Regions from separate parts of the Homo sapiens genome. Here region 1 is linked to region 2. Evidence: read pairs that join two places in POLR2A ChIA-PET (ENCODE). Cell type or tissue: Caco-2. All regions are shown on one strand. Each heading gives the region's core, and the rest is flanking DNA. Links, peaks and the distances in the headings are about the cores only. Region 1 overlaps MCF2L2 (MCF.2 cell line derived transforming sequence-like 2). Region 2 overlaps MCF2L2 (MCF.2 cell line derived transforming sequence-like 2).

What was found. ChIA-PET counts read pairs that join two places held together with the same protein. Peaks named below come from ENCODE experiments on the same cell type or tissue, not always from the same donor. Only the 100,000 strongest peaks of a DNase experiment are listed, where the experiment ranks them.
Region 1: POLR2A ChIA-PET joins it to region 2 with 6 read pairs; 3 of 35 experiments call an interaction of 5 or more read pairs at or near these places.

What each region holds. Positions count from the first base shown.
Region 1 is chr3:183,236,383-183,240,767 of GRCh38, reverse strand. All of the region lies in intron 15 of MCF2L2 (MCF.2 cell line derived transforming sequence-like 2), which reads left to right. Among named protein-coding and RNA genes, the nearest start is that of B3GNT5, 15 kb to the left of the region's middle. In Caco-2, for the core only: no CTCF peak of the experiment used is centred there; no DNase peak of the experiment used is centred there.
Region 2 is chr3:183,177,114-183,181,498 of GRCh38, reverse strand. It overlaps MCF2L2 (MCF.2 cell line derived transforming sequence-like 2), which reads left to right. Exons shown (of 30, transcript NM_015078.4): 28 at 1,340-1,428; 29 at 1,807-1,922; 30 at 1,996-3,458. The coding sequence ends at 2,119. Among named protein-coding and RNA genes, the nearest start is that of LAMP3, 17 kb to the right of the region's middle. RefSeq lists a silencer at 2,149-2,238. In Caco-2, for the core only: no CTCF peak of the experiment used is centred there; DNase peaks (open chromatin) are centred at 2,188 and 2,568; H3K4me3 peaks cover 1,016 bases.

The DNA.
Region 1 (4,385 bases), core at 139-4,138, 59 kb before region 2:
ATTTAGTTGAATAGGAGACCATCTGCAGTAGAATCATCCAGGGCACTTGTGAAAATTACAGATTCCATCTTAGCTCCCACCCACCTCTCCCCATTCTGATGTGTAAATCTGGTTTTACCTTTAAAGCAAGCTCCTTAAGAAGATTCTTACCACATGAACAGAGAGTCTTAAACTCTTAGAAGGAACTCTGGCAGCTGTGGGCAAGTTCTTGAAGAGAGAATGAAGACAGGATAAAAATGGAGCTTTGGGGGACTAGGCGTGGTTTCTCACACCTGTAATCCCAGCACTTTGGGAGGCCTAGGTGGCAGATCACCTGAGGTCAGGAGTTCGAGACCAGCCTGGCCAACATGGTAAAACCCCTAATACAAAATTTAGCTGGGTATGGTGGCAGGCAACTTTAACCCCAGCTACTGGGGAGGCTGAGGCACGAGAACCATTTGAACCTGAGAGGTGGCAGTTGCAATGAGCCGAGATCATGCCATTGCACTCCAGCCTGGGCAACAAGAGTGAAACTCCATCTCAAAGGAGCTTTTGGAAGGGCGTAGCCTGGTGGTCTGCAAAATAGACTGGTGGAAGAGAAATCTCAGAAGGATGAGATTCTATGAGTGCACTAAAGTGTTTAAATGACAGGAATTGAAAGCTTGCTCTGTGGGGTGTCACCAGAAGTGGAGAGTCAGTAGTCACCCAGGAAGCATGTTGAGAGATGATATAAGGAGCCTGGGTGACAGAGAGAATATAAGGGATGTTGGAGGGGGGAGTTTGAAACAACACCTGTGTTTTAGGGACCCTAGAAAAATGTCAGTTCCACTGAAACACATGCTACTTCTGTCTAATTAGTTCTATTTCAACTTGATGTGACTGAGGTGTCTGGGAGGCATCCAGGTGAAAATGATATAGACCATTGGCAATGTGGGCTCAAGAGTGACCAAAGGTCTAGGAGGAAGACAAAGATGTGGGAGAGTCAACAGCATGAAACAGGAAGGACAGAAGCCTGGAAATCTGAGTTCGGGTTCTTGAAAAGTAAAAATCTGTAATGCTTTCTGACATGCATAATGTGATGATAGGATAGCAGGAGTAAGTGAAAACTCTTGATGGCAAATTGTGTTGACAATAATGAGCAAAAATAGACCTCTGGCAGACTGGATCCCTATTGGAGAACTGAGAAACGGCGGGGAGGCGGGGAAGGGGGGGTGACAGGGGCAGTAGTTCAAAGGGGGAGCAGAGGAGGGCACATGAACAAAGAAGAAACTTATCAGGAAATCCTTAATGATCTTTCTTGCTAAAAAGGATTGCATTTTTTTTTTTTAGCATATTCCTTTCATTCCTGCCCCTTGGTTGTGGTGTCATTTGAAACAAGCATGAGGTGTCATGTAGAATGGAACCAGATATCCAAAGCTCTGTTTTCATGCTACCCTGAAATATGGCTTCAGAGAAGAAACATCCCTTTAAAACACATTATACCTCCATTTCCCCTTTAATGAGCTAAGGGCGGCGTCTGTTTTGAAACGTAAAGCAAAGTGCCCGGATGTAAACTAACGCAGAGTACATTAGTGCAGGCTGCTCTTGCATCCTAAGCTCCCTTTGGTATCCTAAGTGCAGTCCTCTAGCTCTGAGTAGATTGCCATCAGGACAGAAATTGCTGTTGGTGCTGAAAGGTTATTTTTAATTACTTGAATACTCCCAGTGTTTTCTGTTGTTCATCTGCATGATATACACTTGATGATTTTAGATGGTAAATCCTTGAGAGTCTTTTTTTTTTTTTTTTTTTTTTTGAGACGGATATCGCTCTGTTGCCCAGACTGGAGTGCAGTGGTGTGATCTCGGCTCGCTGCAAGCTCCACCTCCGGGGTCCACGCCATTCTCCTGTCTCAGCCTCCCGAGTAGCTGGGACTACAGGCACCCACCACCACGCCTGGCTAATTTTTTGTATTTTTAGTAGAGACGGGGTTTCACCGTGTTAGCCAGGATGGTCTACATCTCCTGACCTCGTGATCCGCCTGCCTCGGCCTCCCAAAGTGCTGGGATTACAGGCGTGAGCCACCGCGCCCGGCCGAGAGTCTTTTCTGTGAATAAAATTACATGCTTTGGAACAGGGGTGTCCAATCTTTTGGCTTTCCTGGGCCACGCTGGAAGAAGAAGAATTGTCTTGGGCCACACATAAAATACATTAACACTGGCCAGGCGAGGTGGCTCACGCCTGTAATCCCAGCACTTTGGGAGACCAAGGAGGGTGGATCACGAGGTCAGGAGATCAAGACCATCCTGGCCAACATGGTAAAACCCCATCTCTACAAAAATACAAAAAGTTAGCTGGGCATGGTGGCGCACGCCTGCAGTCCCAGCTACTCGGGAGTCTGAGGCAGGGGAATTGCTTGAACCTGGGAGGCAGAGGTGGCAGTGAGCCGAGACTGCACCACTGCATTCCAGCCTGGCAACAAAGCAAGACTCCGTCTCAAAACAAAACAAAACAAAAAATACATTAACACTAACGATAGCTGGTGAGCTAAAAAAAAAAAAAAAAAAAATCGCAAAAAAAATCTCATAACGTTTTAAGAAAGTTTACAAATTTGTGTTGGGCCACAGGCCGCAGGTTGGACAAGCTTGCTTTAGAATAATAAAGCAGGGAATTCCAAAATTGACCACATAGTTGGAAGTAAAGCTCTCCTCAGCAAATGTAAAAGAACAGAAATTATAACAAACTATCTCTCAGACCACAGTGCAATCAAACTAGAACTCAGGATTAAGAATCTCACTCAAAGCCGCTCAACTACATGGAAACTGAACAACCTGCTCCTGAATGACTACTGGGTACATAACGAAATGAAGGCAGAAATAAAGATGTTCTTTGAAACCAACGAGAACAAAGACACCACATACCAGAATCTCTGGGACGCATTCAAAGCAGTGTGTAGAGGGAAATTTATAGCACTAAATGCCTACAAGAGAAAGCAGGAAAGATCCAAAATTGACACCCTAACATCACAATTAAAAGAACTAGAAAAGCAAGAGCAAACACATTCAAAAGCTAGCAGAAGGCAAGAAATAACTAAAATCAGAGCAGAACTGAAGGAAATAGAGACACAAAAAACCCTTCAAAAAATCAATGAATCCAGGAGCTGGTTTTTCGAAAGGATCAACAAAATTGATAGACCGCTAGCAAGACTAATAAAGAAAAAAAGAGAGAAGAATCAAATAGACACAATAAAAAATGATAAAGGGGATATCACCACCGATCCCACAGAAATACAAACTACCATCAGAGAATACTACAAACACCTCTACGCAAATAAACTAGAAAATCTAGAAGAAATGGATACATTCCTCGACACATACACTCTCCCAAGACTAAACCAGGAAGAAGTTGAATCTCTGAATAGACCAATAACAGGCTCTGAAATTGTGGCAATAATCAATAGTTTACCAACCAAAAAGAGTCCAGGACCAGATGGATTCACAGCCGAATTCTACCAGAGGTACAAGGAGGAACTGGTACCATTCCTTCTGAAACTATTCCAATCAATAGAAAAAGAGGGAATCCTCCCTAACTCATTTTATGAGGCCAGCATCATTCTGATACCAAAGCCGGGCAGAGACACAACCAAAAAAGAGAATTTTAGACCAATATCCTTGATGAACATTGATGCAAAAATCCTCAATAAAATACTGGCAAACCGAATCCAGCAGCACATCAAAAAGCTTATCCACCATGATCAAGTGGGCTTCATCCCTGGGATGCAAGGCTGGTTCAATATACGCAAATCAATAAATGTAATCCAGCATATAAACAGAGCCAAAGACAAAAACCACATGATTATCTCAATAGATGCAGAAAAAGCCTTTGACAAAATTCAACAACCCTTCATGCTAAAAACTCTCAATAAATTAGGTATTGATGGGACGTATTTCAAAATAATAAGAGCTATCTATGACAAACCCACAGCCAATATCATACTGAATGGGCAAAAACTGGAAGCATTCCCTTTGAAAACTGGCACAAGACAGGGATGCCCTCTCTCACCGCTCCTATTCAACATAGTGTTGGAAGTTCTGGCCAGGGCAATCAGGCAGGAGAAGGAAATAAAAGGTATTCAATTAGGAAAAGAGGAAGTCAAATTGTCCCTGTTTGCAGACGACATGATTGTTTATCTAGAAAACCCCATCGTCTCAGCCCAAAATCTCCTTAAGCTGATAAGCAACTTCAGCAAAGTCTCAGGATACAAAATCAATGTACAAAAATCACAAGCATTCTTATACACCAACAACAGACAAACAGAGAGCCAAATCATGGGTGAACTCCCATTCACAATTGCTTCAAAGAGAATAAAATACCTAGGAATCCAACTTACAAGGGATGTGAAGGACCTCTTCAAGGAGAACTACAAACC
Region 2 (4,385 bases), core at 148-4,147:
CCTGAGGCAGTTTCTCCTCTGCCCTCCACCCCTTGCCCCTCCCACCTCCTGGGACTAGGAACTCAACCAGGACTTGCTTCAACCTGAGAGGAGGGTGTCCAGCCCCCTCGGAGCCTGCCAGAGTCAGGCAGGATTTCAGAGGGGCCTCCAGGGAGGTGCTGCCCAGCTGCCCCCCCGCCCCCATGTTACTCACACAGCCCCCACTGATCTGCTCTGGGGAGGGCCTGGGGCCCAGAACGTGGCTTGTTGGGGGCTTGGGGCAGCAGCCCAGGAGACGCTACTTGTGCTGCCTGCTCACCCAGATAACTGCAGCTCCCTCCACTGCCGCCTACCGCCCTCTGGCCATGCCTCTGCCCAGAATGCCCTCCCTCTCCAGTCCTGTCTGCCCCTCAAGTCCTGCCCAAACCTCCCTGAATTCTCGCCTGAGCAGACACTTTCCTAGCACGGCTCCCGCCGCGTAGACTACTCAGCTGACCCTCGGTCTGGGGCTGTCCTGTGTTGGGACCTTTCTGCAGATGCTCTGCTCCCTACCCTGGCTTGTGAGCCATGTGGGGCAGAGACTCCATCTCACTCAGAGCGAGGGTAAAGAGCAGGAGTGCTGGAGAAGACAGCTGCCCTGCCACAGGCCAAGAGGACTTGGCCAAGTGACCATTGCTGTCTGTTTCCCCAACTGTAAAGGGGGCTGAGACCCTTACAGGGTTGTGAGGCTTAAACTTTGACAAATGCCTAACATACCACCAGGCACAGGGCAGTTGTTCAGTATTTGGCAGTGGCTGCTGTTCCCCACAGTGTCCAACACCGCCCCAGGGATGTAACATGTGCGCCATAGACAAGACTGATGGATTAATTAATCAGTTCACTGCAGAGAGAGGCAGGATGGATGCACTTGCTTGTTCCTCTGATTTTCCCTTATGGGGAGCAGTGACACTTGGCAGAGGCTGCCAGGGAGATGGGAAATGGACATTAATTAGGGGAGAGAAAAGGAGGCAAGGAGGGGAGGGTGAGAAAGAGACAGGGGAGGAGGAAGGGAAGGAGGCGTGGTTAGAAGACTGGCAAACACAAAAAACAATGACTGTTTTCTTGGAGGAACGGGGAGGTAGGGCCATGAACAGCATGTGGACGCGCCTTCTCGGTGAATTACGGCATCTCGGCGCTGGAAAAGCAGCCTGGAGATCACAGACCCCCTCACAGCCCAGCGCAGTGCAGGCCCTTGGAGAGCAGGAGTTAGAGATGGGGAGGACCGTGCCTGCAACAGGCACTGCCTGCTACACCCTGCCATGGGCAGAGGGGATGTCCTCCCACCCCACAGAGGCCCCATCCTTCCCTTTCTCTCCCTAAGGCTGCTCCAGCAGGGAGTTTAGCTCCATGGACACCTTTGAAGACTGTGAAGGCGCAGAAGACATGGAAAAGGAGAGCAGTGCTCTGAGTGTAATTACTTCCCTTTTGTTTCTTTCATCTTCTTCCCTCCTTCCTATTCATCAGCTCCTCCTGCCTCCTGTCCCTAGCCTCCATCCCTCTCCCCCTCCTCAGGATTCTCACCCATAAGGACCTGGTTAAGCCAGGGAGCCGAGGTCACCAGACCCTCAAACTGGCTCTGACCCTCCTAGTCCAGCATGTCCCCACGTGGCTGTCTCCTTGGCGGTGCGCTGGTGTCCGGTCATAACTGGGGCTCCCGCTGAGAGCCCCGTGGCCCAGGTGGGAGGGCTGGGGTGGGCCTCAGCCTGCCAGCGGGAGTCACCACCTTGCCCGGTCTGGCCACAGCCTCCAGCAATAACTCTGAGGGTGCACCCGTCCCCTCCCTTCCAGCTCGCGGGCCTTTTCCAGTCGGACGACAGTCACGAAACCTGTTCCTCCAAATCTGCTTTCCTGGAGAGGGGAGAAAGCAGCCAGGGAGAAAAAGAAGAACGCGATGAGGAGGAAACGTGAGTGTGAGCGAGGAAAGACTAAGCGCCTCTTTGGGCCACGGCGTCTCTGACTTTCTTCTCGGAATTGCAGGGCGACCCGCAGCACCGAGGAGGAGCGCGCTGGGGCGTCCACGGGCCGGCTGGCTCCTGCGGGGGCGACGGCTGGTTTCCAGGCGAGGGCGCTGCGCCCGAGGACCTCCGCCCAGGAGAGCTGACCTCCCTGCGGACGCCCCCGCTCCTCGGCTCCAGAGCGCCCGCATTCCCGGGAGAGGCGGTGTGGGGGCCCGGGCCCTGCCCAGCTACGCAGAAAGCAGCCGGAGCCTCGGCGGCGGCAGAAAGGGGACAACCAGGGCCTCCTCCGAGGAGCCCGAGGGGTGTCCTGGGTGCGCGCCTAGCTCCGCACGGGGGACCTCGGAGCTGCTCTAAGGCGCCTGCAGAGGCGAGCAGAGCCCGCAGCCCACGCCTTCTCGACCGCGCACTTCGATATTCGGAGCCGGGCAATTCTTTGCTGCGTGGGCTTCTCTGTGCTCCCACGGTAGGATGTTTAGTAGCACCCCTGGCCTCTACCCACTAGGTGCCAGGAATGCGCCACCCCATCCTCCACCCCGCCCCCAAATCGTGACAATCAAAAATGCCTGCAGACACGCCCGCATTTCTCCAGGGCGGGGTGGGAATCGGTTGAGAGCCGCTTAGCCCGAGCCTTGGAGGAGCCGGAGCCGCTCCAACCCGGCGGGGGCCGCAGACTGGGAGCTCCCGGTCCGCCTCCCAGCATCCCTGCGAGCGTTCATGGGGTGTTCGTGTTAGTGCCAAGATTGCTTCGTTGTAGAGAGAGTTCGTTCCAAGTTACTTTCTGAGGTATTTTATGTATCGATTTATTAGTTTTTAAATGAGTTTTGTTAGTTTCAGTTGTATTTTATTTTTAGTTTTATTAGTTGATTTTCATTTCTTTGTAGCTTTCTGGTTATTTAATTTTATAGTTTCAGTTACTGGTTTATAGTTACTTTATTTTCAAAGTTATTTAGTTGTTCATTTTCAGTTATTTATATGTAGTTGTTTTGTTTTAGGAGTTACAGATGTTCAAATTAATTTGCTTGGAATTTATTTATTTATTTATTTATTTATTTTTCGAGACGGAGTCTCGCTCTGTCGCCCAGGCTGGAGTGCAGTGGTGTGATCTCGGCTCACTGCAAACCGCCTCCCGGGTTCACGCCATTCTCCTGCCTCAGCCTCCTGAGTAGCTGGGACTACAGGCGCCCGCCACCACGCCCGGCTAATTTTTTATTTGGATTTTTAGTAGAGACGGGGTTTCCCCGTGTTAGCCAGGATGGTCTCGATCTCCTGACCTCGTGATCCCCCTGCCTCGGCCTCCCAAAGTGCTGGGATTACAGGCGTGAGCCACCGCGCCCAGCCGGAATTTATTTTTAATTATCTTTACAATTATTATCTGAGTTATTTACCTTCATAGTTATTTCACTTTATCTTATTGGAGTTTTTGAGTTATTTATTTTTACAGTAACTTATTTGACTATTAAACACTCACTGGAAGTTCATGAACTACTGTCAAGTTATTTATTTTCAGAGTGAAATGTTTTAATGAAGGGTTTCCCCTAGTTATCTGGTTTTCGAGTTGCTTATGTTCACAGGTATTTATTTTCAGTTATTTTATATTTGAGTTGTTTATTTTTATGTTCTTTTTTTCAAGTTACTTGGTTTTTAGTTATTTCATTTTCAGCATTACTTCATATTTGAACATTATATTTTCTGAATTTTTAAAGAGTTTTTGAGGTATTTAGTTTTTGAGCTATTTTCAGAGTTATTTATTCTCAGTTATTTCTTTTCAGCTTTGTATTTGCCATTCAAATTTTTTTTCTGTTCTTTATTTAATTGTCAGATTTTTTTTTCTTTTTTTTTTTTTTTGAGATGGAGTTTTGCTCTTGTCACCCAGGCTGGAGTGAAGTGCCGCAATCTTGGCTCACTGCAACCTCCGCCTCCCGGGTTCAAGCAATTCTCCTACCTCAGCCTCCCAAGTAGTTGAGATTACAGGCACCTGCCACCATGCCCGGCTAATTTGTTGTTGTTGTTGTTGAGACGGAGTCTCTCTCTGTCACCCAGGCTGGAGTGCAGTGGTGCAATCTCGGCTCACTGCAAGCTCCACCTCCCGGGTTCACGCTATTCTCCTGTCTCAGCCTCCTGAATAGCTGGGACTACAGGCATCTGCCACCACGCCTGGCTAATTTTGTTTTGTATTTTTTTTTTTTTTTAAGTAAAGATGAGGTTTCACCATGTTAGCCAGGATGGTCTGGATCTCCTGACCGGGTTTCGCCATGTTTGCCAGGCTGGTCTCCAACTCCTGACCTCAGGTGATCCATTCGCGTTGGCCTCCCAAAGTGCTGGGATTACAGGTGTGAGCCACCACACCCGGCCCTCAGAATTATTTAGAGTTAGAATTCTTAGTCTACTAGTCAAGTTTCAATCAAGAGA